Linked DNA regions of Homo sapiens: region 1 is linked to region 2. The links are chromatin loops, found by intact Hi-C in ENCODE. Cell type or tissue: MCF 10A. All regions are shown on one strand. Links, peaks and the distances in the headings refer to the core of each region. The heading gives the core; the rest is flanking DNA.

Region 1 (12,780 bases), core at 2,619-10,618, 150 kb before region 2:
TAAATCGAAGTGATACAAAATAATTGCTTATTCTTCTGTGTTAATGCTTCTTTTTGCTCTGGCTGCTTTTAAGATTTTCTCTTTATTACTGGTCTTGGGCAATTTGATTATGATATGCCTTAGTATTGTTGTATTTATATTTATTGTGCTTGGACTCACTGGATTTCTTGGATTTGTGGGTTTATAGTTTTCATCAGTTCAGAATTTTTTGGCTATTCTTTGCTCAAATATTAATTCTGCTTTTCCCACCAACCCCCTATGGACTCCAATTTCACTTATAATAAGCCACTTGACACTGTCTCATGACTCACTGAGCTGTTTCCATGTTTTTGAATTCTGTTTTTTCTGTGTGTTTCATTTTGGATAGTTTTTGTTATTATGTCACCAAGTTCAGTAATTTTTTTTCTCCTGCAATGTCTAATTTGCCATTATTCTCATCCAGTATAGTCTCCATTTCACACTTTGCAGTTTTCATTTCTGGAAGTTCAATATGGGCCTTTTCTTATATCTACCATGTCTCTAGTTAACTTTTTAAGCATATGGAATATTGTCATAATAAATATTTCAATGTATTTGTAATTCTAACATCTGTATCTATCCTTAACCAGGTTCCGTTGATTGAGTTTTCTCCTTATTGTGGGTCATATTTTCTGCTCCTTTGCATGCTTGGTAGTTTTAAGTTGGAAGCCAGACATTGTGAATTTCACCTTGTTGGATGCTGGATGTTTTTGTATTCCTGTAAATATTTCTGAGCTTTGTTATGGAATGCATTTATATTGCATGGGAACAGTTTGATCCTTTTGTGTGTTACTGTTAAGATTTATTGGTCAAGACCACAGCAATGCTTACTTTAGGGCTTATTTCCCACTATTGAGGCAAGATCCTCCTGTGTACTCTGCCCAATGCCCCATGAATCCGGAGGTCCTCACCCTGCTTCATAGGAACCAGCTTTATTTCTCACCCTGTGTGAGCACTGGGCACTGTTTTCTCAGATCTTTTGGGAAGTTTTTCCTTCGGCCATGAATAGTATCCTCACATGCACGCACTGATCAGAACTCAGCTCGGTATTCAACGGGCATCCTCTGCAGATCTTCAGAGTTCTTTCTACGTGCAGCTCTCTCTTCTCTGGTATTCTGTCCTTTCAACGCTAGCCACTTTGATCTCCCCAGACTCTCAGCTCCATCTCCCCAACTTAGGGAGCTTGTTGGACTCTTGGGCTCCCCACTCTGTCTTTCTCAATGAATTAAGCTCACAATGTTTGTTTCTCATCTCTCAGATCACTCACTGTCCTTCATTGCCTGTTGTCTAGTATGAAAACAATTTTTTCACATATGAAGCCATTTTTTGGTTGTTACTCCATCTTGCCTAAAAGCAGAAGATGGTTATCATTTCTCTTGATAATGAATATATCATTTTGAAAATCTACCAGTGAACTGCCTACAAGCTGCAGCATGGCAAACAAGTTCTCTCATCGCTTTAAGACAGTTACTTCCTGTGAAGGTTTTTTTCCTTTTTAATTAAATAACTTACATTTACATAATACTTTTTCTACAATTAAAGTTTCCCTGCCTACACAGAATTATTACTTAAGTAGGAGAGTATTCTCCATCTCCAGTGAGTATTGAGCAAGAGGAAATTATCTTAGCCTACTTGTTACCTTTGAGAGATTCCCTGGGCTAAAAAAATGAATTGGTTCAAGAAGGCTTTGAAAAAAAATGTGTAGGCAGAATATTAGTAATGCTACCCACTTTTCACATTCTCCCACAGTCTTTGCCTATGGTTGGGGTCAAACACCTTGGATGGATGAAATGGCTGAATTAATCCAAGATAGTTTTGCAGACATAGTTCTTAACCATGCCTCTTTAATGTATAAATACCAAGTAAGATGTATTCTGTTCCCCAAGGAAAACCACACGTGTCCTGGGGAGAAGAGACGTAAATGAATCACTCTGATACTAGGCAGTGTGATACATGTTATGGAGAGCAGAGATAAACTGATTTGGGGGGAGATGTGGGATGACATCTGGAAAATTCTCTGAAAGCAACAGAATTTGAGGTGGGCCTTAAAGGATAAATAGCAGGTAGAAATGTTGTTAACCGCAAAGACTATTGCCTGTGATGGATGTTATAAATACAATTAGATGACCTGTTAACAAGTACTTTTTGGGAGGATGTAGAAGTTCTAATTTTGAACTCCACATGCCTCACAGAATGGTAGGCACTTCCTAAGTTCTTACAGATCATGACAATTGCCTAAAAGGAGCTTCCAAGAAAGATTCTATAATATTCTTCTTGTAAGTCTTTCAAAATGAAGATGCTCTTCAAAGTAGTGGGTCTTCAGGATGAAAATTACTCCTGAGTCCAAGCATGATTTGACTTCATCTTTCAACTCTCCATATCAATCTCTTAAAATTCTGTCCTCCGGTCATTTCTACCTAGTCTATATGTCTATGTATGAGAGACTAGAAAACTCCAAGATATTGTTACATCAACGTAGCATAATACTGGATACCTACAGAGACGTGAAAAACACCAGGGTTTCTCTTTCTGCAGAGCTGCAGTGGCTTTCCCTGTTGATCATCCTATTGGTGACCATAAGAACTTAGCACAGTCATGTTGCCTGAGGGATTCTGCTTACCAGGTACAACTAGTTTAAATTTGACTCCATGAAGAGAATTATCAAACATAAAATAGCTTGTGATATCCAACTAAGAGAAAACGTCTGAAATTCTTTTTATGCTGATGGAGGCATGGAAGTATGATCTTACCTAGTACTATAGAACTTCCTACTGCATGGGCTCCTAAGCTTGGTCACACATCTGAATACCCCAGAGTGTCTTTTGCGTAATGTTGATTTTTGGGCTTCACTTTACATATACTGATTCAGCATCTTGAAAGCGATGAGATTTGGGAATTTATATTCTTCACAAGCTTCTTAGCTGAGTCTGATGTCCAGCCAAGTGTAGAGCTATGTTTTTGTTTGTTTGTTTGTTTGTTTTGAAGTGGAGTCTTACTCTGCCACCCAAGCTGGAGTGTAATGGCACAATATCAGTTCACTGCAACCTCCACCTCCCGGGTTCAAGTGAGTCTCCTGCCTCAGCCTCCCGAGCAGCTGGGATTACAGGCACCTGCCACCACACTGGGCTAAATTTTTGTATTTTTAGTAGAGACGGGGTTTCACTGTGCTGGCCAGGCTGGTCTCGAACTCCTGGCCTTATGATCTGCCCCACTCAGCCTCCCAAAGTGCTGGGATTACAGGTGTAAGCCACTGCGCCCAGCCAGTGTAGAGCTATTATATAGGCACTGCTCAGGTAGACTTACAGAAAGTAGACAAGGATATAACACGGTCTCCTCTATGCTGAGATTCAAATGGTAACTTTACAAAAGGTCTTAGTTATCAAGCTTCTAAAGGAGAATAGTTGCTGTGAAAAATTCTCTCAACCATGACCCTTGACTTTCCTGAGAGAGATGGTATTACCATAATTAATGGATTTTTAGGACTTCTGATGGGAAAGACCCTCTGAATTTTAATCACTAGTGCACAGTCATATCCTACTCTCTTGAACACCAGAGCTTAGGTTCATTGAACCATGACATTTCCGAATGAACCCAAGAACTATTTCTTACGGTATCAGTTAGTAAACGAAGTGCTATTTGAGGCTCTCTTCTCTCATCCTGGGAGGTGAGCTTGACTCATTCTCTAGGTAATGTTGTCAAAGACATCATGAGGATCACAAGAGAGACAGAGCAAGCAGCAGGTGGAAAGTGATGCACCATGTTCCTGGACATGCCAACACAGAGCACACCACCGCCCCTGCCCCGCAACCCCTCTCCACAAGGAGCTGGGGCTCCCAGGCTGGTGGTCTAGGCAGACCCCTGCTGGCCTTCTCTGTCACTGCATGGTTGTGTATCTGTGTGGGTGATGACTGGTGGAGGCCCTACGCAGGAAATGCAAGAAAAGGCTTGTGGAGAGTCAAACAGCTTGTCAAGGTATCCTTGTGGGTGTCTGTATTGAAGTGTCACAGTATGAAGGCATTTTATTAGCAGCTATTTTAGAATCCGAACACTGAAATGGAACAGTTTCTTCCCTACATGGCATTTCCAGGCTGGCTTCCTCCCTCACAGCCTTACGACAGCACCAGCCTTCTCATAAGGGGGTGGAGAACATGACGCTGGGCTCCTTTGACGGCGGAGCCCAGCTATGTGGCCCACGCCCTCAGCCCTGGAGATAATTTGGTTCATTCACATGTTGGTGATGACAGAGATACTGCAGCGGAAGCTGGGGAGGATTTGAGGCTCATGCCTCGCCTTTGTGTGCAGCACAGAAATCTTCCTGGGTTTTGGAAAGGTATGGAGAGATTGATGCCCGGGGTTAAGGGCGTGGAGGGAACATCCACTCAAAGGAGAAATTGCAGGGTGAGTGATGTCCAACCTCAGTATGGCTTTTTTCTGCAGCTACCATGGGGGCTTAAGTTCTTCCCAGCTGTCTTAGGGCAAGTAGTGAATTTCTTTCTGGAAAACTCATTAGACTTCATTGTAGGAACAACGACCTTAGAAGACTCCTGTTAATGTCTTAGAGGGCTGATGTGGGGTCTTGTAAGGAAGACTGACATACCTGGCCTCCTTTTATGTCTCAGCTTGGCATGTAACCCTCTCAGCCATCTTCCAATTTACTGATGAGAAAAATAATATTCAGGGATGTGAAGTCACTTTCCTGAAGTGCCCTCCCTTATGCCTCTGGCAGACTGGCATCTGAGCTCCTGTTCTCAAACAAAAACTCCATGCTCTTCCCACTCTGAAAGCTTCTCTGTGCCCTCAGCACACCCCTGGCTCCTCTAGTCTTCTCCCTGAGAGGTGGGCAAGGGTCGCCTGGTGTATTCTCAGAGCTCTGCCCTTTGTAATCATAAAAGATCCATCTAGGACAGTGGCCCACTGTGCAGAGCAAAGTTCTAAAGCTGTGTTGGTTGCAAGAAGAAAAGGGATACTCCAAATTTCAGAACCATGGCTTTTTAGATTGGGAAGGGGCTTCAGAAGTAGTCAGTCTGTCCCTTTATTTTAAGGAGGGAATCTGGGTTTTTTGTCCAGCCTACCAGCTCTCCAGCTTTGGGTCATTCCTGAACCTGACTAATATGCCAAGGAACATAGGCAGGCAGACAGCAGACTTGGATTTATTCTCACTTTCAATATGTGTACAGTGTGTGGCTTTGAATAACTCATTTAACTTCTCAGAACCTTACTTCTCATCTTAGTAAAATGGTAAAGAAGTCGGCTCTGTCTGCTATGAGTGCTGTCATGATGCCACCATGAAAATTGTGAAGTATACATATTATTAAGTATTATTTATTCTGTTTTTGCCATTGGGGAATGGGGACAGAGCAGAGTCCTGTGGCATATACTGTGCTACACCTAGCATATTTGCAAGGATGCTCTATTGAGTAACCACATCCTTGAATCCAAAGATGGGTTCCAAAGATTGTGAATGCTGTCTTGGGTCTTTTTGGCATGGGCCCAAGATGTTGCTGTGGGGGCATATATGATACATTGACGTCACATTTTCGTTTTCTTCATGTCTCCTGAATTAATAAAACACTTCCTACAAGTGCAGCCACACTTCATGCATTGTTGGTCCACCCTCCCAGGCTAGAATGGTGTTTATGAGGTCTTTAGGAAGGTCAAAAGACTTCCCCAGATTCCTAACTGGCTGCTGTCCTGTACTCTGTTTTTTCCGTGCTATCCCTAAAGGCAACTGTAGCCACCACCACTAAAAGCATATTTTAATACTCCATGTCATGTGCTTCCTTTGTGTCTTTGGAGTTGGTCCAGAACGATCACTCGCTTACCTTTTGTCAGCCATTCTGAGTCATATGTATTTGCCTGAGCATGAAACACTTGTGTTAAAGGAAAAGTTTTGTGGCGTAAGCCACACACATTGCAGGAAAAGCTCAATTTGCATAGCTCAGGATAGGGCTCTGACCTTTAGCAGTCTGGGGAAGCCTGCCCACTCCTGCACCAAATAATGTTCTGCATGCAAAAAAATAAAATATACAGCATTACAAAAGAACAGCGTTGCATTCAGCATAGTTATAAAATGTTAAAAGGGTGACATAATAACACGTGTTTTTGTTAAAACATTAAATAATGAGATCTTTTGGCGGTCTAATAGCTATTAAAATTTCAAAGTGATGATCATAAATGATGTTTTGAGATAATCTATAACAATAATAATGTGGCATGAAAATATCTGATTTCTATGGGTGACAACTTCACAGATTCTGCCAATCCTAAGAGATGCTAAATTTTTGTTAAAAGTTCATGAAAATGAGATGCAATTCAAGTTGACAGAACCCTGTGAATTCTATCCATGGATCCCTTTAGGATCTGTGCATTACAGGTAAAGAACACTTCCTTTACAGCATTGTAAACCAGTGCACGAATGCTCATTAGACATGTATAATACAATAAAGTTCTGCTGGCTAAGAGCACTCTAGAACATTGGAAGCAGGGAGATGAGGGTAGGAGAATTGCATAAACAGCATAGTCTCTGGAGCCAGATTTTCTGGGTTCAAATTCCAGCTCCACCTCTTACTATTTTTGTGATCTTGAACAAGTGACTTAACCTCTCAACACTATTTCTTCAACTTTTAAATGGCAATAATAGGGCCGGGCATGGTGGTTCATGCCTGTAATTCCAAGGAGGGGAATTTGGAAGGCCAAGGTGGGTGGATCACCTGAGGTCAGGAGTTCGAGACCAGCCTGGTCAACATGGCAAAACCCCTTCTCTGCTAAAAATACAAAAACTAGCCAGGTGTGGTGGTGGGCGCCTGTAATCCCAGCTACTTGGGAGGCTGAGGCATGAGGAGGTTGCAGTGAACTGAGATCACACCACTGCACTCCAGCCTGGGGGACAGAGTGCAAAAAATAAAAAAATAAAAAATAAATAAAAATAATAAAAAATAAAAAATGGCAATAATAATAATAATACCTTCTTAAAGAGATGTGGTAAGGATTAAGTGCACCTTAAATAGTGCCTACCTCATAGCAGGCACTTTATATGTCAGCTGTCATTATTGTAACTATCTGTGCATACAGAAAGAGAATATCTCAGAAATAAAGAGCATCAGGGTGAGTCAGCGCTGGGCAGGGCAGTGTTAAGAGGGCATGCACGCACTGGTGTTTGGTTAGCTGTGAATTCAGCCCACATTACTCCACCTCTCAAGGATATTGCAAGGAACTTTACCCAAGAGCCTTGCTGAAATCAATATACTTCATGTCCAAGGCAATCCCCCATCCTATCCAGCAACTTCACTTACTTCTGGATGATCATTTGGTATGATTTCATCTTAAAGAACCCATACTTGCTTCTGGTCATCACTGCATTTTCTAAGTGCTTTCAAACAATGCTTAAATAGTTTATGTTAAAATCTAGCCTGGAACAAAGGTCAAGTTTAGTGATCAGTTGTTTCTGGAATCCTACTTTTTCCCTCTTGGAAATTATGTCAGTCTTTGCTCATCCCCTTCAGCATCTCCACTTTTACTTTTTTCTTGTTCCTTCTGTCTGAGTGAGTGCCACACTTACATTGTCAAAAGGAGCAGGCTGGGACAGTGTTTAGCTATGCTTGAAGACATAGATTCATTTAAAACAGTTTCCATTTAAAGAACAATTTAACCATATTTGTTACATCACTTCTAGAATTCAGGTCATTCTTCTTGATGGAACAGAAAGAATCAAAATAGGAATTATGTAGCTAATTCATTTAACAAATATTGCTGAGCATGAGCACCTTACCTGCTAGGCACTGGGCACTAGAGGGAAAAAGTGAGCAAAAATAGACACATCTTAGCCTCCTGGACCTAATGATCCCCCTAGAGAGCCAGACATTTATCAAATAATTCCACAAACACATATTGAACAAGACCTGTGATAAATGGCATGGAACAAACATTCTGAGGGCTATGAGAATCTGTAATAAGGGAATCTAACCAGGTTAGATTCCTGTACTCTGGGAAGACTGAGGAGGGCATCTTTGAGCCCTGGGCTCCTTCCCCACTGGGCAGAGGAAACAATGAGCAGGAAGGCCCCGTGGCAAGAGAAGCAGAACATGGTAAAGGAGATGGCAGATGGCCAGTGTGCTGGACATAGAGCCCAAGGTGCAAAACCCAGCTGTAGAAGCAGAAGGACCTTGCCAGCCATGCTGAGGATTTTTTGTGATCATAAAAGCAATGAGATGCCACTAAGAGCTCTCAGAAAGAGGTAGGGCTTTGCAACTCTGTGAGCCAGAGTAAGCAGATGGGCTGAGGGGCTCTTACAGAAGCTCAGTGGGGAGATGATGGTTTGGTGGGCATAGATTCAGAGCAAAGTGAAAAGACTTATAAGCTATTTAGGAGGCAAAATTGCAGGACCTGGAGGTGGATTGGGTATGGAAAGGGAAAAGAAGAGGAAGATATCAAGGATGTGAGATAGATTTCTGGCCAGAATAACTGGACAGTTGGTGTCATTCTATGACCTTGTTTTGGAATGGTCTGGAAGGAGACCAAGGATTCAGCTGGGTGCATTAAATTAAGTTTAAAGTGATTTTAAGTCATCTGTATTTCAAGATCACCTCTAACCGGCATGAAAACATTCATAGGGGGGTATCCAAATAGTTGAACAACGCCAAGGTGGGAGAGTTGGGAGAGCTGGGGACATTTGGGTGAGAAAAAGGAAGACCTAAATGTGGACATACTAGCTACCTTCTGCTACATAGATGAGGATAGAGGTTCTAGAGGCCAGAACTGTGTCTGTTGCATAGAAGTTTCATGAAGCAGATTTGGCACGATGTAAAGAGGAACTAAGAACGAGAGCTGTGATGTATCAGGGCTGCCTTCCCAAAAGATGAGTTCCTTGTCACTGGAGGGAAGTGTCCAAGTGTAGGTTTTCCATCTTCTATTATGCTGCAGAAAGGGCTCCAGTGTTTTAAAAATTGTGTTCTATGGAACCCAGTGAGTTTATGAAGGGGCTTCAGTGACTGGTTTTGTAAACAGTTGATTTCAATTTCATCTCTTTATGTGTACTATAACCGTTAATATAACTACTAATATGAAATATGCTGTAACCAATAAAAACTAATGAAAACTAACATGCTCAAATGTGTTATATACACAATTTTAACACATTAGACAGTGGAAAAACTTTGATGTGTTTTTGGGGTTTAGCTTTATAATGTATAAATACTACCAACTTGAAGTTTTAGAAATGAATTCCTAGTAATACATGCATTTTTATTTTCATTAGTTTTGAAGATGGTGTCTTAAGATTATATGAAATTTAGATAAGGCCTAAAGATCCTTATAACTCAAAGATTCCATTGGTTTTATTCAGACAATTAAAATAAGCAATCATATTCTCATTTCTATACATTTATTTTAGCCCCCAAAAACCCATATGAGCAGATCTAGGTCCTCTGTGCACAGGGAAACATTTATGAAGCACTCTGCTTCCAGAATTAACTATGATTTCAGCTCTCCCTACGCTCTCCATTGAGCCCTCTTTCCATGCTTTCCTTCCTTCTTTCAAACTTGCCAAACTTCATCTGAGCTTTCAAAGACATTGATTATATGTGCATGGACTACTCTAAAAAAGTCTTGGTATCTCATTATATTTATGACATAAGTATTTAAATAGCTTAAGGACCATGGCCAACAGCTTCTCCATGTCACAGAGAAGAGAATGTTCAAATGTTCACAGCTTTGAAGCACAGCTCACTGTGAATAATTAAGTGGCAGTAGTTAAGAGAAAAAGGGGAAAATGGTAAGCAGATCAGAGAAACCCAGAGAACATTTGATTCAACTTTTTACCAGATGACTGCTTCACTATTCTCCAGGCCCTCAGCAGAACTCACCAACTTTGCCACAGAGAGAACATTCACCCAAGGACACACTTGGCCATAACAGTCTTCCCTAGTTTTTCATTCAGTACCAGAACACCTAATGTGTCCTCAAATACTCCTACTGTAATGAGTGTGAAATGAACAGGAATATGGCAGCCTGTTTCAGCCCCTTGAACAGGTTCCTCATTCTCAAAAACAGACCCCAAAACCCTTTCAAATAAAACACAAGGTTGACCTGCTGACAAACATAGTACTCCTGTTATTCATAAGATCAACCACCTGTGGTTACATAAATCCAAAGTGTGCTAAATAACGATTTCTGTGCACTAAGTGCCACCCATGTGATCTGTACATGATCTGAGCACACTAACCCTCCCTGGGCCTTTGTGTCTGGGCCTCAGTTGTGAAATGAGGACAGCGTTCATCAGATCAGATGATTTCTAAAGTCCTTTCAGCTCTAAAAGTCTAATCTCAAGACTCAGGTTCACTGAATTAAACCAAAATATTGTCTTCACAGAGAAGACTTAAGATCAATTCTTAGAGAATTTACAAAACTAGGGGAAAAAATTTAAAAAAAACAAAGATACAGTTTCTCCTACAGAATGTACAGTTTTGCTCAATGGTATTTTTTAAAGTTTATTTCTTTGTCGACTGTTTATGTTTAACCCCCATGAATCATCAGAAGATGCATTTTATCTGCTGGCCTTACAGGTAAGAGGATTAGATGATACTATCTTTTTCTGTTCTTTTCTCTTAAAGCAATATCCCCATATTAGAGAAGAAGTTTATTTATTAGCCACATGCAGACTTTCATGGTTTGCTTTTTGTTCTGGATGTTTGTGTGTGTGGAAATACATAAAATGACAAGAAATGAGAAAGTACATAAAACCTGATAACAGTGTCTGAACCCCACGCATATCTGCTATCATACTATAGACTAATATTACCTGTGTAGAGCCAGGGCCTCTCCTCATAACAAATACCCTAACTTGATAAGGTGGCAAATGAATCAATCGTTATGTGGTTTTTATTAAATAATACACCCAAGGATGCATGCCTTGTGCTACTTGGTGGTGTGCAAAGTAAGTCAAACATTGTCAACCATTGTCAATGTAATTTTTATAGATCTCAGTTTTATAGATGGTAATTTAGAGCTGCAGAAGGTTAAAGCTCTTGTGTAACTTGGAGCCAGATAGCCCAAGAGTTTTCTTTACCTTTTTAAGGCATAAAAGAAGTAGGACTCAGATTGAATTCCTCTCCACATCTCACTTATAAGAGAAACATCCTTTATTTGTCCAACATGGAGACTGAGCAGCATGGAGAATGGGCTGTTCTCCAGTTTGAAATAGTGATTTTCCCAAGTACCAACCTAGTTCATATCCTCAAATGATGTGGAGAACCTCTTGGTTTCCACCCTTGGTTTCCACCTTTGTAGGTCCCCTTAGAACTTCCAAGTGGAGGTGCATGTCTCCTCCCCTTGCCTTATCCCTGCTGGCTTCAGCTTTCCCTAAGCAGCCTCAAGGAAGTCGCCGGCTGTTTGGGAGTTAAGGGGAGCAGGCCTGGATATCCCCTGGGTGTGGCATATTTCCAGGACAGAAAGCTGCAAAAGGAAAGAACAGTGTGGGAAAGAAATGCCCACTTGAATGAGATCAGGATGTTCTGAGCCCTGTCCTGGTGCCGCCTGGGGCTGCAGTTTGGCAGTGCCAGGAGACACTCATTGCCCTCGGCGGCTCTGGGAGCACCTTGGAAGGCGGCACCCTCCCCCGGGGGAGCACACACAAGCTGCTGCAGGCAAAGAATGGCCACCCAGGGGCAGTTCTCAGAGGAAGGAAGGTTCCTTTGAGGAGTGGACAGCAAGACATTCTCACCCTGGGACTCAAGAGAAGTGGAGCTTTTTTCCCCCCTCTTTCCCAAAATGCAAATAGCCTCTGTCCTTGGAATAAGGAAGATGGGTTGCTAGGCAATCACTTCTAAACAAGCACTCCCCCTGCCCCTTTTTCCTGACCCCTAGAACAATGGAGACTTTTCAGCAAATGGAACCAAGATGGAGGAAAAGATGTGGCAAAAACAGAAATGGAATCAGAGATTACAGAAGTTCTGATTCATAGAGTATTGGAAGAAAAATGTAATATTAATAGGTTTTGCTCTAGGCAGACTAAAGGGGGTCTCACTTTTGCCATCACATTGGCGTTATTTGTCATCACAAGTCAAGTTGCACAGGCAGTGCAGCAGCCGCTGTCCTGTGCTGATCCCACTTGCAATGACTTGGGTGACCTTAAGGATGTGACGTTATTACCAGTGAACTAAGAGTTCTTAGGTCTCAGTCTGTTTATCAGTGCAACAATATTAATAGTTGGAATTATCATATTTTCAAAATAATCTTTTTAGCAATTCCCACATTTCGTTAGATTCTGCCTGTCAGGGTCTTGGTAGGAAATATGTGTGATATTCACACAAATTGTGTGAATTGTATTCACACAATACAATACAATACAATATGTATTGTAAGTGTGAATACAATAGAAACAGATTTGAATTAAAGGGCTATTGACAAAGGTGTAGATACGTTTTAGGGAAACACAAAGGATAGCATAGGTCCCTATGCCCCCTTGGTCTGAAGGGACAAGGGGAAGGAGTGGTTATCTAGCCCAGGAAGGGTAGATACCTGAGAGGGCTGCCTGACAAGAGCTCTGCCTTTTGGTAGAAGGACATAGCTAGCCTATGATGACTCCACACCTAAATTCTGTCCTCAAAACAGTGGGAAGCCAGGGGTCAAGGGGACAGTCCAAATGTATGAGTCAGCTTAGCTGCCGTTAACAATATGCCATAAGCTGGGAGGCTTAAACCACAGAAATTTATTTTCTCACACCCCTGGAGGCTAGAAGTCTGAGACCAGAGTGCCAGCATGGTTGGG
Region 2 (12,780 bases), core at 2,318-10,317:
ACAACGGAGTGGAAGTCACGGGTAAGCCGTGAACAGAAGCAGATGCTGCCAACATCCAGCTATGTTCCTACTCAGGACTGGGACCGGGTGTGTCCAGATCTTCCCACTATTCAAGAAAAGTCAGAAACCTATATTTCATAGAACATTTGAGTTATCTGCTGGCAAGTGTTAGGTTTTACCATATGAAAGTTATTTTTATAGGTTAAAAACAGTCAAATAATAATTTCATATGGTATGGTAGGCTAAACAATGGTCCCCAAAGATATCTCTGGGACCTGAGCATATGCCTCATATGAAAAAAATAAAAGGGTCTTTGCAGATGTGATTAAATTAAGCTTCTTGAAATGGGGAAGTTATCCTGATTATCTGGATGGGCCCTAAGTGCAGTGATGAGTGTCTCTATAACCGGGAAGAGAGGGAGATTTCACACAGAAGAGGAGGAGGATGTGGGCCACAGAGGCAGAGGTTGGAGACATGTGACCATAAGTCAAGGAGGGCCAGAGCCACGTGAAGCTGGAAGACTCAAAGAATAGATTCTCCCCTAGAGTGTCTGGAGAGAGTGCAGCCCTGGAGACATCTGGATTTCAGCCCAGTGAAACTGATTTCAGACTTTTGGCCTCCAGCATTGTGAGAAAATAAATGTATGTTGTTTCAGGACACCAAGTTTGTTAGTTTGTTACAGTAGCCACAGGAAATGAATCCATACAGTTCAACTCAATAGAACATGGGCAAATTCAAATATATATATATGTATTTTATATATATATAATATATATATTTGATTATATATTTTATATATTTGATTTATATATATTTGATCATATATACACGTATATATGGTTCTATATATATTTATATAGAGAGAGAAAACCAAAAAGCATCTGAGACAGTACTCAATCAATTTAGATGTGTATTTTGCCAAGGTTAAGGACGCACGCCCAGGAGACAGGTCTGTGCCTTTCTCCAAAGATAATTTGAGGGCTTCAGTATTTAAAGGGGGAAAGCAGGCTGGAGGAGAAAGAGGGAGGGTGTGGTCACATTACTGAATCCACATGTTGCAAGGGAAAAGCAACAGGTAGGGGAATAGTTAATGATATATTTCTCTGACGCTCAGTAAATCTGCACTTTACGTAAGATAAGGTGAACATACGTGGCTACCTGTGCAGATATTTAACCTTTGATCTGTAAGCTCTCTGCTTAGGAATAAAAGGAAAGGCAGCTTCTTGCGTGACTCAGCTTTCAGCTTAATTTTTTCCTTTTGGCAGAGTGAACTGGGGTCCCAAGTTTTTATTTCCCTTTCACTACACACACACACACAAATAGTATGTTTAGATAAACCCACATGTGTATATGTGTGTGGAAAGATGTGTGTGTGTGTGTGTAAAGGCAACATGCAGGCCAGACAAAGCACATCTGCAATGTAGAGCTGTCCTTCAGGTAATTAATTTGGTCTATTTCAATCTGTTTCTTTTTCATCCTTCTCTTATCTATAGTGACTGGCACTGTTCTCTGTACCTTCATCAAATGTTATTTGAAATCACTGCTAATGGAAAGTAAAGGATTCTGCCAGTACATCACCTAAGCCCTTGTATTTCCCAAAATACCTCTGCAGAGGTTTAATGACTCCAAATTCCCTTTACCTTCTGATGCAAGTCATTAAGAAAAAAGATGACCTCAAATATTGTCTTCAGATTCAATTCATTAAGTGCTGGGCACTATAAGATCCAGAGTCAGGGGAGAGCAGAAACTGTCAGAAAAAGTAAAAAAGTGAAATGCCTCAAAATCATGTTAATTGAACCATATTAAGTATGTGTAGTGAATTCTTATAATTTTATGTTGCCTCAGGATTCATTCTAAGTTGGACTTTCTCATACTAGAAGCATGGCTCAGTCACCCTTGACACAGTCTCCAATTCTCCACCTCCTCCCAGTTCCTCAAGGTGGTCAGACACCTGCTTTATGTAACCACCTTCTGGTGACCACCCTTGTATGGGACAACTAGATACAACCTACTTGACACCCCACTGACCCCCATATTTCCCATGGACTGCATAGATATTTCACAGTGACCCCCTCTCAGTCACAGCATGTCTCCCTGGAGCTTCTGCCTGCTTCCTTCAATCCCACCGACAAGAACTCCTTAGAACTCCCCATGGGAAACCTGCTTGAGTCATGCCTGGGACCCCAGTAAAGGCGTTCGCTCTCAGGTCCCTCAGTCTCTCTCTCTCTCTCACTCCCCACCTGCCTGATTGAGTGTGCCTATCCTGCCCAGCTCTTCCCTGCCCTTGGCCCTGTAAGGTGTGCAGCCCTCTTATGTCTGGAATCCATAAGTAATTAAAAAAAAAAAAAACAACCCTGCTTCTGTTTCTCCATGTGTTTCGCTGTGCTGCCTCCTCTGTCTCACCTGACCAACACACCTGAACCCAACTTCTGTCCTGGTCAGGGTTCTCCTAGAGAGTGGCTATCTTGGATGATGGCCACTCTCAAAAGGAGACCTGAAGACCAAATTAGGGGAAAACTTCACATCATGCAAGTCCACACATTTTTGCTGCTGCCTTTGCTAGGGTCCTTTGGATCTTGACCTGGCCTCTGGATCTAGCTTCTGAGGCTTAAATCTATGATGGCTCCTCCTCTTGGGTTTCCGTGAGGTCCCATGTTGGTATGCCTGAAATAAACTCCTCTTGACCTACGCTAATTGTGTCGCTATTGCTGGCAACTAAAACTAGCCAGTGGCTTCTTCAGGAGTCAACTCAGCAGCTTTCCTTCTACTATGGACTACACTAGTGTTATCCAAACTGTCAGTTCAACTGGGGTAAGAAGCTTGCACCAGAATGTGAATCAACACGCTACTTACTTCATCAAGAAAGTTTTGTTGTGAATTTCAGCTGAGTCAAAATGTGTATTTAGTGATGTAATAATAGATTTACATTCCCTTGCAAGTTCTTTGTCTCGTTAACAGTAACCACCACTGTGAGGACTGACAGCTGATTCACAGATCTCACTTAAAGTAGCACTGGCTGTTAGCCAACTTCCAGCTATCCTCTCTCCCACCTTCACCTTTCCCAGCCTCTCGTAATCACTACCCTGCACTCTACTTCTATGAGATCAACTTTTTTAGCTTCCACATGTAGGTGAGATTATGAGTATTTGTCTTTGTGCACCTGGCCTATTTCACTTAACGTAGTCCTCCAAACTTATCCATGTTCCTGCACATAAGAGGATTCCTTTTTTTTAATGGCTGAATAGTATTCCATAGTGTATATATTCCATGGTGTGTGTATATATGTGTATGTATATGTGCACCACATTTTATCCATTCATCTGTTGTTGGACATTTATGTTGATTCCATATCTTGGCTATTGTGAATAGTGCTGCAAATAAACTCAGAAGTGCAGATATCCCTATAATATATCAATTTCCTTTCTTTTAGATATATGCCCAGGGAGAGGATTGTTGGATCACATAGTAGTTCTATTTTTAGTTCTTTGAGAAACCTCCATACTGTTTTCCATAATGGCTGTACTAGTTTACACTCCAACAACAGTATATAGGAGTTCCCCTTACTCCACGTCCTGTCCTGTACTTGCTATGTTTTGTCTTTTTGGTAATAGCCATTCGAGCTGGGGTGAGTTGACATTGCAATGTGGTTTTGATTTGCATCAGCCTGATGATTAATAATACTGAGCATTTTTTTTCACATACCTGTTGGACATTTCTATGTCTTCTTTTGAGAGATGCTTTTCAGATTCTTTGCCCACATTTTAGTTGGATTATTATTTGTTTTGTTTGAATTTCTTGTATATTCTGGACATGAATTCCTTGTCAGATGAACAATTTACAAATATTTTATCTCATTTTGCTGGTTGCCTCTTCACTCTGTTGATTGTTTTGTTTGCTGTGCAGAAGATTTTTGGCTTTTTATAGCCCCATTTGTCTATTTTTGCATAAGTTGCCTGTGTTTTTGAGGTCTTCTCCATGAAATCTTTGCCCAGATCAATGTCTTGAAGCATTTCTCCAGTGTCTTCTTCTGATAGTTTCATAGTTTGAGTCTTACATTTAAGTCTTTAATCCATTTTGAGTTGATTTTTGTACACGGTGAGAGATAGCAATCTAGTTTCATTCTTCTGCATATGAATACCCAGTTTTTCCAGCACCATTTATTGCAAAGACTTTCCTTTCCCCAATGAATGTTCTTGGCGTCTTTGTTAAAAATCAGTTGGCTTTAAATACGTGGATTTATTTCTGGGTTCTCTATTCTGTTCCAGAGTTCTAGTGTTCTATAGCACTGTAGGATGACTATAATTAACAACAATTTATTGTATATTTTCAGATAGCTAGAAGAACAGCTTGTGCATGTTCACATCACAAAGAAATGAGAAATGTTTGAGATATGAATATGAAAATTACTCTGATTTGATCATTACACATTGTATACATGTATCGAAATATCATACTGTACCCCATAAACATGCATAATTATTATGTATCAATTAAAAATAATAAAAGCAAAAAATGTAGTATTGGCCTAAAGTTTTCCTAGGCTAAGAGAACTCTAAGGATGTGATTAGTTCTGCTCTCTTCCACCTTTTCTTCACAGAATGAAGAAACAGAGCAGGAGAGAGGAACAATTTTTGCATTAGAATGATGGTGCTAGTCTATATACAATATACCACTTTCTTTTTAATAATAAGGAAATAGTTTTTTCCCACTTTACCATTAATTTTGCCCTTTCAAGTCAAATCCTGTGCTAAGTCCAATTTGCCAGAATGGTCTTCTAAAAAACTTCTCTTGGCCTGTTTCTAATGCAAAACTGCCTCGGTCGCTGAAATGAATCAATCACATGCACTTATTTGCTACATTTACCACAGGGAAACGTTAAAAAAAATAATGAAAAATCAGATTCATAAGACTTAAAGCAGAAACATAACACAGCTTTGCTGTGCTCCCTCTTCCTGAGGACAGGGAAGGGATAGATCTGGGAGTAGTTTTAAAATTGGGACATTTCTTTTAGGTAAAATGAAGAAGTCTTCACCTTACTTTGTGTGTCTGTTAAAATTTTTCACAACAGTGTGCTGTCAAGTACCTCGAGGCATCTGCTAAAGACAGGAGGACACTTCTTACTCCAAATGAAACCAGGAATGGAAATGGCAGTGAGTTGATTGAAAAGCATTTAGTTGAGACCTTCCAGGGTTCATAACACTGAACTGGGCACATACATATGAAAGGAGAGATTCAGTTCATTACAGGCATTAGAAATAAGCAGACAAAAATATATTCCAGAAACTCACCAAAATGAGACAGAAACTATATAAATGCCAAAAATATATTTTCTTCAAATCCTGAAAATAGATGTGTTGACTTTTCTTGGAAACAGTTATTTTAAACTGTTGGAAGACATACAAGTAAACCTAAAACTAATAAAGGGGCCTGTGTTAGAAATGAGCCCTCATAGCAAGCATTTTGGGGGGTTATTAAATTGTTCTGTGCTCCCAAATACTTTATTAAAGTATGTTATTAATTAAAACCAAAAGTGTACCACGAATTGGGCCAAAGAAAAACATCCAAATTCTCAACATGCACTTGAAAAGATTCGATCCCTCTGTGATCTGTGCCAGTTCTGATTCATGCCACGCCAGGATTCTCCTCACTTCCAGCTTACCTATGAACAGTTTGTTTACATGGTACCTGCCTTCCTTATAGGACAATGAGTGATGAGCCTTTAAGATAAAATGCTCATTCACATATTCATTTAATAAGTTACTACAAAAGACTAATTGTTGCCATGTAATCATTGCTACATATGCCTTAATGAACACATAGAACAGGTCCCAGCTCCTGTGAGCTTATACTGTGTATAATTGTGAAAGAAACCACGTGGACAAAGGGAGAGTCCTGTTCACACAGCATTCTAAGGATAGGACTCACCTCCCACCTGATCTGAGTATTTCAGAATCTCAATTGCAATTTTAGTTGGAGACTATCTGGTTCAGATTTATCCCTGTAACCTTATCCACAAGTGTCATTTAACTTTATTGTATTTTTATTGTCAGACATAATTCATTCATTCACAATGAGTCACAGCACGTATCCAGCATGGGGCAGAGTATCTTGGAGGGCAAACAAGCGATGCCCTGGCTGTTCCTAACGTGTCCTTTCAATAACCTGAGGACATTCTGATGCTCATTCCTTTGTTTGTAATGTGTTTTGCCTTTTCCCCCTTGATATATTTTTATTGTTGGTGCTTTGAAGTTTCACAATGATATCACTAAGTTTGAATCTTTTATTATTTATTAAGATAGATATTTGTTGGGCCTTTCTAGGAGGGGAATGCGTCTTTGAGGTCTTATAAATTTTTTGATATAACTTATTTAATAAATACTTCTGCTTCATTGGGTATTTCATTTTGTTCTTCTGGAATTTCTAATAGTCTGATATTAGATTTCCTAATGTATTTTCCTAATTTTTTAAAAAATATTTTCTCTCATATTTTTATATCATTGCCTTTGTTATATTTTCTTGAAGATTGGACTTTATTTTTCAAGACTTTCACTAAATTTTTAATTCAGTTTAATTTCATTTCAGAAATCATCTTATCTTGTTCTTTGTTTCTTCCTTCTGGTATCCTATTTTGTTTTATTAGCATATATAAGGGCAAGCTAGTTTGCAGGGACAAATAGACAAGGGACCAGGATTAAGACAAGGCAAATGAGACGGTCTCCTCTCATGCCAAATTTAAGGTGGCACCAAAAAGCTCAGCTATCAAGATAAATACTGTTCTTAATATCATATTTTTTAAAATCAAAATTAATGTAAAAATGCATGATGAACAAAATTTCAAAATTTTCAGTAAATGTAGCCCCAATAAAAGTGATGTGCCAAGCATTCTAGAAACAAAGTCAAAAGGAAACATCAGTATATTGATCCTGTCTTTATTTAAAATTGTGATATTTTGTTCAGCAGATGTCTTTTGAATGAATTCTTTAATGTTATATTAAGGTATTATTTATCATGGTTACTGAGTTTTTTGGCACCCTTTTACATTTAGGGCTGGAAATAAATGCCTCACTTGACTCATTGACTTCATCATAGTCCCATCCCTAAATGGACACAAATATATAATGACTCAGCAGCTGAAGCTTCTCTTTCACAAAGCAGTTGAACTAGAATATGATTCAGCCATAAAAAAGAAGGGAGTGCTGAGGCGACTCATGAATAAACCTTGAAAATATTACACTATAATAGACATAAAATTATGTGATTCCATTTATAGAGATATCTAGCATAGGCAAATCCATAGAGACAGAAAGTAGATTAGTGATTTCTGGGGACTAGGAAGAGGAAGAATGAAGAGTGACTGCTTAATGGGTACAGAGTTTCCTTTGGGGGTGATGAAAGTGTGCTAGAACTAGGTTGTGGTAATGGTTGCACAATACTGTGAATGCACTAATTGATAACAATGGTAAATTTTATGTTATTTGTATTTTGCCACAACAAAAAAATTGGAGAGATCAAAGGGAGCTAAGCAGAAGCAAGGTTTCTATCCTTCACTTTTAAGTGGTTAAACATTGATACTAGCAGATAAGGTACATATTCCTTTGTACATATTACTAAGGTACAAAACTACCTTGTCTTCTTTCTGTTTATACTAATTCCTTTATCAAAGGGTTGCTTGGCCACACTCTTTTTTTGTTCTTTGTATGGCTAGGCTGCAAACTTTACGTTCTGGTTTCCTTTAAATTATAAATTCCATCTTTAAGCATTACTCTCCTTTCTCATTTTATCATAAGCAGTTAAAAGAAGCCACACAGCTCCTTCAATATTTTGTTTAGAAATTTCTTTCAGCAGATATTCTACTTCATTGCTCTTAAGTTCTGCCTGACACAAAGCCCTCAAACCTGAACACAATTAAGCTAAGTTCTTTTCTACTTTATAACGTGGATGGCTTTGTTCCAATTTCCAATATCTTGTCCCTCATTTCCATTTAAGAATTCACGCAAATGGCCTTTACTGTCCATTTTTCCACAAACATTCTGGTCATGAACACTTAGTAATGCCTAAGAAGATTCCGGCCCTCCTTACACCTCTTGTTCTCCTTCTGAGTCATCACCAGAATCACCCTTAATGCTCCATGTATGGCAATCTAGGCATTTTATAGCTTGCTCCTCAAAATTCTTCCAGCTTCTACCAATTACTCAGTTTCAAAGCCACTTTCACATTTTCAGGTATTTGTTATAGCAACAGCCCCACTTATCTATGCCAATTTTTTGTCTTAGTTTATTTTATGCTGCTGTAACAGAGTATCACAGACGGGGTAATTTCTAATAAACAGAAATTTATTTCTCATGATTCTGGAGGCTGGGAAATCTAACACTGAGGAGCTGGCATCTGGGAGGGTCTTCTTGCAGCATCATCCCATGGTGGAAGGTGGAAAGGCAAGAGAGTGTTCACTCATGTGCATGAAGAGCGAGAGGAAGAGAAAGAGAAAGGAAGAAAAAGAGAGAGCAAGATGGAACTGAACTCGTTTTTATAAGAAACTCACTCTCAAGATAACATACCCACACTCATGATAATGACATTAATGAGGGCAGAGCCCTCAATACCTAATAACCTCTTTTTTTTTTTTCTTTTGAGACGGAGTCTTGCTCTGTTGCCAGGCTGGAGTGCAGTGGCATAATCTTGGCTCACTGCAACCTCTGCCTCCTGGATTCAAGTGATTCCCCTGCCTCAGCCTCCCGAGTAGCCGGGACTACAGGTGTGCACAACCACACCTGGCTAATTTTTTGTATTTTAGTAGAGACGGGGTTTCACCATGTTGGCCAGGATGGTCTCGGTCTTCTGATCTCGTGATCCACCTGCCTCAGCATCCCAAAGTGCTGGGATTACAGGCATGAGCCACTGCGCCCAGCCATCTAATCACCTCTTAAAGTTCCCACTCTCAATACTGTTGCATTGGAGATGAAGTTACCAACACACGAACTTTGAAGGGCACATTCAAACCATAGCAGCAACTTTATTCATAACAGCCGAAATCTGGAAACTACTCAAATGTTCTTCAGTTTGTGAATGGTTAAACAAAATGGCACATTCACATCATGAGGTACAAGTCAGCAATAAAAGGGAACAAACTCCTTTTATATTCAACAACTTGTATAAACCTCGTTTATAACAACTGAATAAACCTCAAGTTAGTGAAAGTAGCTGAATAAACCTCAAGTGAGTGAAAGTAGCTGATCTCAAATTTACATACTGTATGATTTTAATGATAACATTCTCAAAACAAAATTATAGAGGTGGAGAACAGATAAGTTAGCTACTAGAGGTTAAAGATAGTGTGAAGATGGGGGGAATAAAAAAGTAGTACAAAGAAGCTCTATGGTGCTTGTGCATTTTTTATCTTGATTGTGATGGTCCATACACGAATCTATACACATGATAAAATTAGGTAAACCTGCGTGCATGCTCACAGTAATGAATGCATATATAATTGACAAAACCTGAGTAAGCTCTGTGGATTTTTCCTGGTTTTATATTATGCTACACTTATGTGAGATGTTACCATTGGAGAAGGCTGAGTGAAAGGTTCAGTGAATCACTTGCACATTTCTGTGTATATATGAATCTATAACTATTTCAACATTTAAAAATATATTAAGACATAAGTAAATGGACAGGAAATGTATACCAGATACATGTGCCAAAAAGGTTGCCATAATATTAATATTGGAGAAGGTAGAATTTATGTCACAAAATTAAGACAAGGAAGAGAACTTCATTATGCTAAAGTGAGCATTTACAATATGCAATTATGATTGTGAACGTATATCCTCCAAATAACATAGATTCAGCATTTATTAATTTAAAAGACTTCAAAAGACACAAAGAGAAAAAGAAACGCATACTTAGTTTGAACTTTAATTCACTTTCCCAGTCGATGATGATCAATGACAAAAAAAAGCAAACCTTCAAAGGAACTAAATAATATAATTAATTTGTTATATTTAAAATTACATACTCTGAAAATAGAGAAAAAGCTGTTTTTCTAGTGCCCACAGTCCAGTCTTAAAAATTGACCTTAAAAATTGAGACAATAAAGAAAACATTGACATATTCTAAAATGTCAAATAGTACAGATCATAGTGCAATAAAACTAAAAATTAGTTTTATCTTCATTATTAGTTTAATTATGATCTCTGATCATAGTGCAATAAAACTAAAAATTAACAGCAAGATCGTGAAACAACTCACAGATCAAAAAGGAAATGCCAACCAAAATGTTTTCTAATTCAAACATCACTTGTTAGAATAATTAGATATGCTAAATAAACCTGCTCGAAGTTCACGGCCTTAAATAATGTCAGTACACAATAATGAAATGATTCAACTAGAAAATTTTGAAAAAAAACAGAACATTTAAACCAAATGAGAACAGAAGGAAAAATGAATAAAGATAAAAAATAGCAAAATTTGAAAACAGAATAATACTAAAATTAATAAATATATTCAAAACCTAAAACTGTTTAAAAACTTATAAAACTGATAAATCAAAAGAAAATCTAAAAAAGAAAAAAGTACAATTGTACAAAATAAGAGAAGAAAAAATTAGCCACATAAATTAGGATATTAAAGAAAAATCCTGGCCGGGCGTGGTGGCTCACTCCTGTAATCCCAGCACTTTGGGAGGCCAAGGCAGGTGGATCATCTGGGGTCAGGAGTTCGAGACCAGCCTGGACAACGTGTTGAAACCCTGTCTCTACAAAAACACAAAAAAATTAGCTGGGCATGATGGTGGGTGCCTGTAATCCCAGCTACTCGGGAGGCTGGGGCAGAAGAATCGCTTGAACCTGGGAGGCGGAGGTTGCAGTAAGTCAAGATCGCGCCATTGCACTCCAGTCTGGGCAACAGAGTGAGACTCTGTCTCAAAAAAAAAAAGAAAGAAAAATCCTAAGATACAACTTTGTTCAACTCTATGCCATATGTTAAAACCTGGGTGAACAGACTAGCTCTGGAAAAAAAAGTTTAGCAAAACTGACCTCAGAAGAGACAGAAAATCTCAACAGACTGATTTTCGTAGAAAATGATAAATTTGAAAAAAGTGTTACATCCAGATGGTACTACAGGAAATCAGCCAAGTCTATAAAAAGCCGACAATTTATTTAATATTCCAGAACATAGAAAAAGAAGTGAAAGTTTAAAATTCGTGTTATGAGGCAAGCATAATTGTGATATCAAAATTGATGAGCAAAAACAATGAGTTTCAAAAAAATCTAAAATAAAATAATAGCAGGCAGAAGTAGCATCATAAAAGAATATAGTATGTCCACATGGGATTTATTTCAAGATTTTAAGGAAGTTTTCATATGAAGAGAACAATTAATTAAATTCAGGACATTTATTGATCTGAGGGAAAACATACATACACACACATAGTTTTCTACAACAACTAAAAAGCATTTAACAAAATATAACATTCATTTATGGAAGAAATAATCAATGAATACTTTTGAAAAATGATTCTAAAATTGCTCATTCATTCCGTTTACATCATTTTTTAATGGGACAACATTAGAAGCATTCCTACTGAAGTCAGGAATAAGACAAGAATACTCTCTAGTGGTTGTGATTTTTGTTTGTTGTGTTTTCAAACTAGACAGGTCAATCCTAAAGTTCATATGCCAAAATTAGTACAAATAGGGAAATTCTAAAAATAAAAGGTAATGATAGTGTATTTCAGGCATTAAAACTTGCACTAAAGTTTTAGTAATTAAAAACAGTATTATTGATGCATGAATAGACCAATGGAACAGAATTTTAAAAATTTGGAAATACATTCTAATATAGGAGACTTTAATATATAACAAAGGTTTCACCCAAATCAGTGTGGGAAAAAAAAAGATCCACTTAGTAAATAGAATTAATGGGAATGATGTACGTGGGAAAAAAATTAATTTGATTCCACACCTCATATGATACCCAGAATGAATTTTAAATGCATCAAAAATGAAATGTAATAAGCTAACTCATAAAAACTATATGAACACATAGCACTGTATCTTATAAACTTATATTGGGAATGGTCCTTCTAATTATTACACTAATCCAGAAACTCTTAAGGAAAAGACTGTTAAATTGAGGATATAAAATTCCAAAACTTTATTATGGCAAAGAACACTAAAAGTAAAGTTAGAACACAAATGAAAATATTTAGAAAAATATGCAAAAGACATATTATGGACAAAGAGCTAATCTCCTTAATATAAAAAAAGATTCTAGAAATAGGAGGAAAAAAGACCACAAAAATGTAAATAAGTGTAAATAGGTACTAAAACTTCAAATACTTTTTTAAAAGATAACAAAACAATAGAAAAGCGGGCCTAAGATACAACAGAGAATTTATGAAAAATGAAATAAAAATTGCATGTAAAGGTATGAAATGACATTTCATCTCACTCACTGGCATTTCATGGTGAGATGGAAATGAGAGTGGTTATCAATATGAAGCTAGCCAATAAGAGAGAAACTAAGCAATGTTTAGAATTAGAATGCCCTGTGGATTTGTCAGAAGAAAAGAAGTTCGCCAGAAATCCATAGAAGTGTTAGGAAGACACAAATCACAAGGAATGAAATGGGATATTGAGATAGAAAGCAACCACTGAAAGTGAGAGGTGACTTTTGAATAGTAGACTCAGGGATTCCTTTGAATGGAGAATCTGTTTTCTTAAGCACATTTTGTGAAAACAATCATATGCAAATGCTTCTACAGCATCCTTTTGGTGCATGTGG

Evidence for each region. A loop is a pair of places that touch in the nucleus more often than their neighbours do. Peaks named below come from ENCODE experiments on the same cell type or tissue, not always from the same donor. Only the 100,000 strongest peaks of a DNase experiment are listed, where the experiment ranks them.
Region 1: it touches region 2 in a loop (1.8-fold over the local background); 2 of 110 quality-filtered maps call a loop at or near these places.

Annotation. Positions count from the first base shown.
Region 1 is chr9:84,963,451-84,976,230 of GRCh38, forward strand. All of the region lies in intron 17 of NTRK2 (neurotrophic receptor tyrosine kinase 2), which reads left to right. Among named protein-coding and RNA genes, the nearest start is that of NTRK2, 300 kb to the left of the region's middle. In MCF 10A, for the core only: no CTCF peak of the experiment used is centred there; DNase peaks (open chromatin) are centred at 5,841 and 7,181.
Region 2 is chr9:85,112,065-85,124,844 of GRCh38, forward strand. The region is part of intron 1 of LOC107987088 (a long non-coding RNA gene); the gene reads right to left. Among named protein-coding and RNA genes, the nearest start is that of NTRK2, 450 kb to the left of the region's middle. In MCF 10A, for the core only: no CTCF peak of the experiment used is centred there; a DNase peak (open chromatin) is centred at 7,127.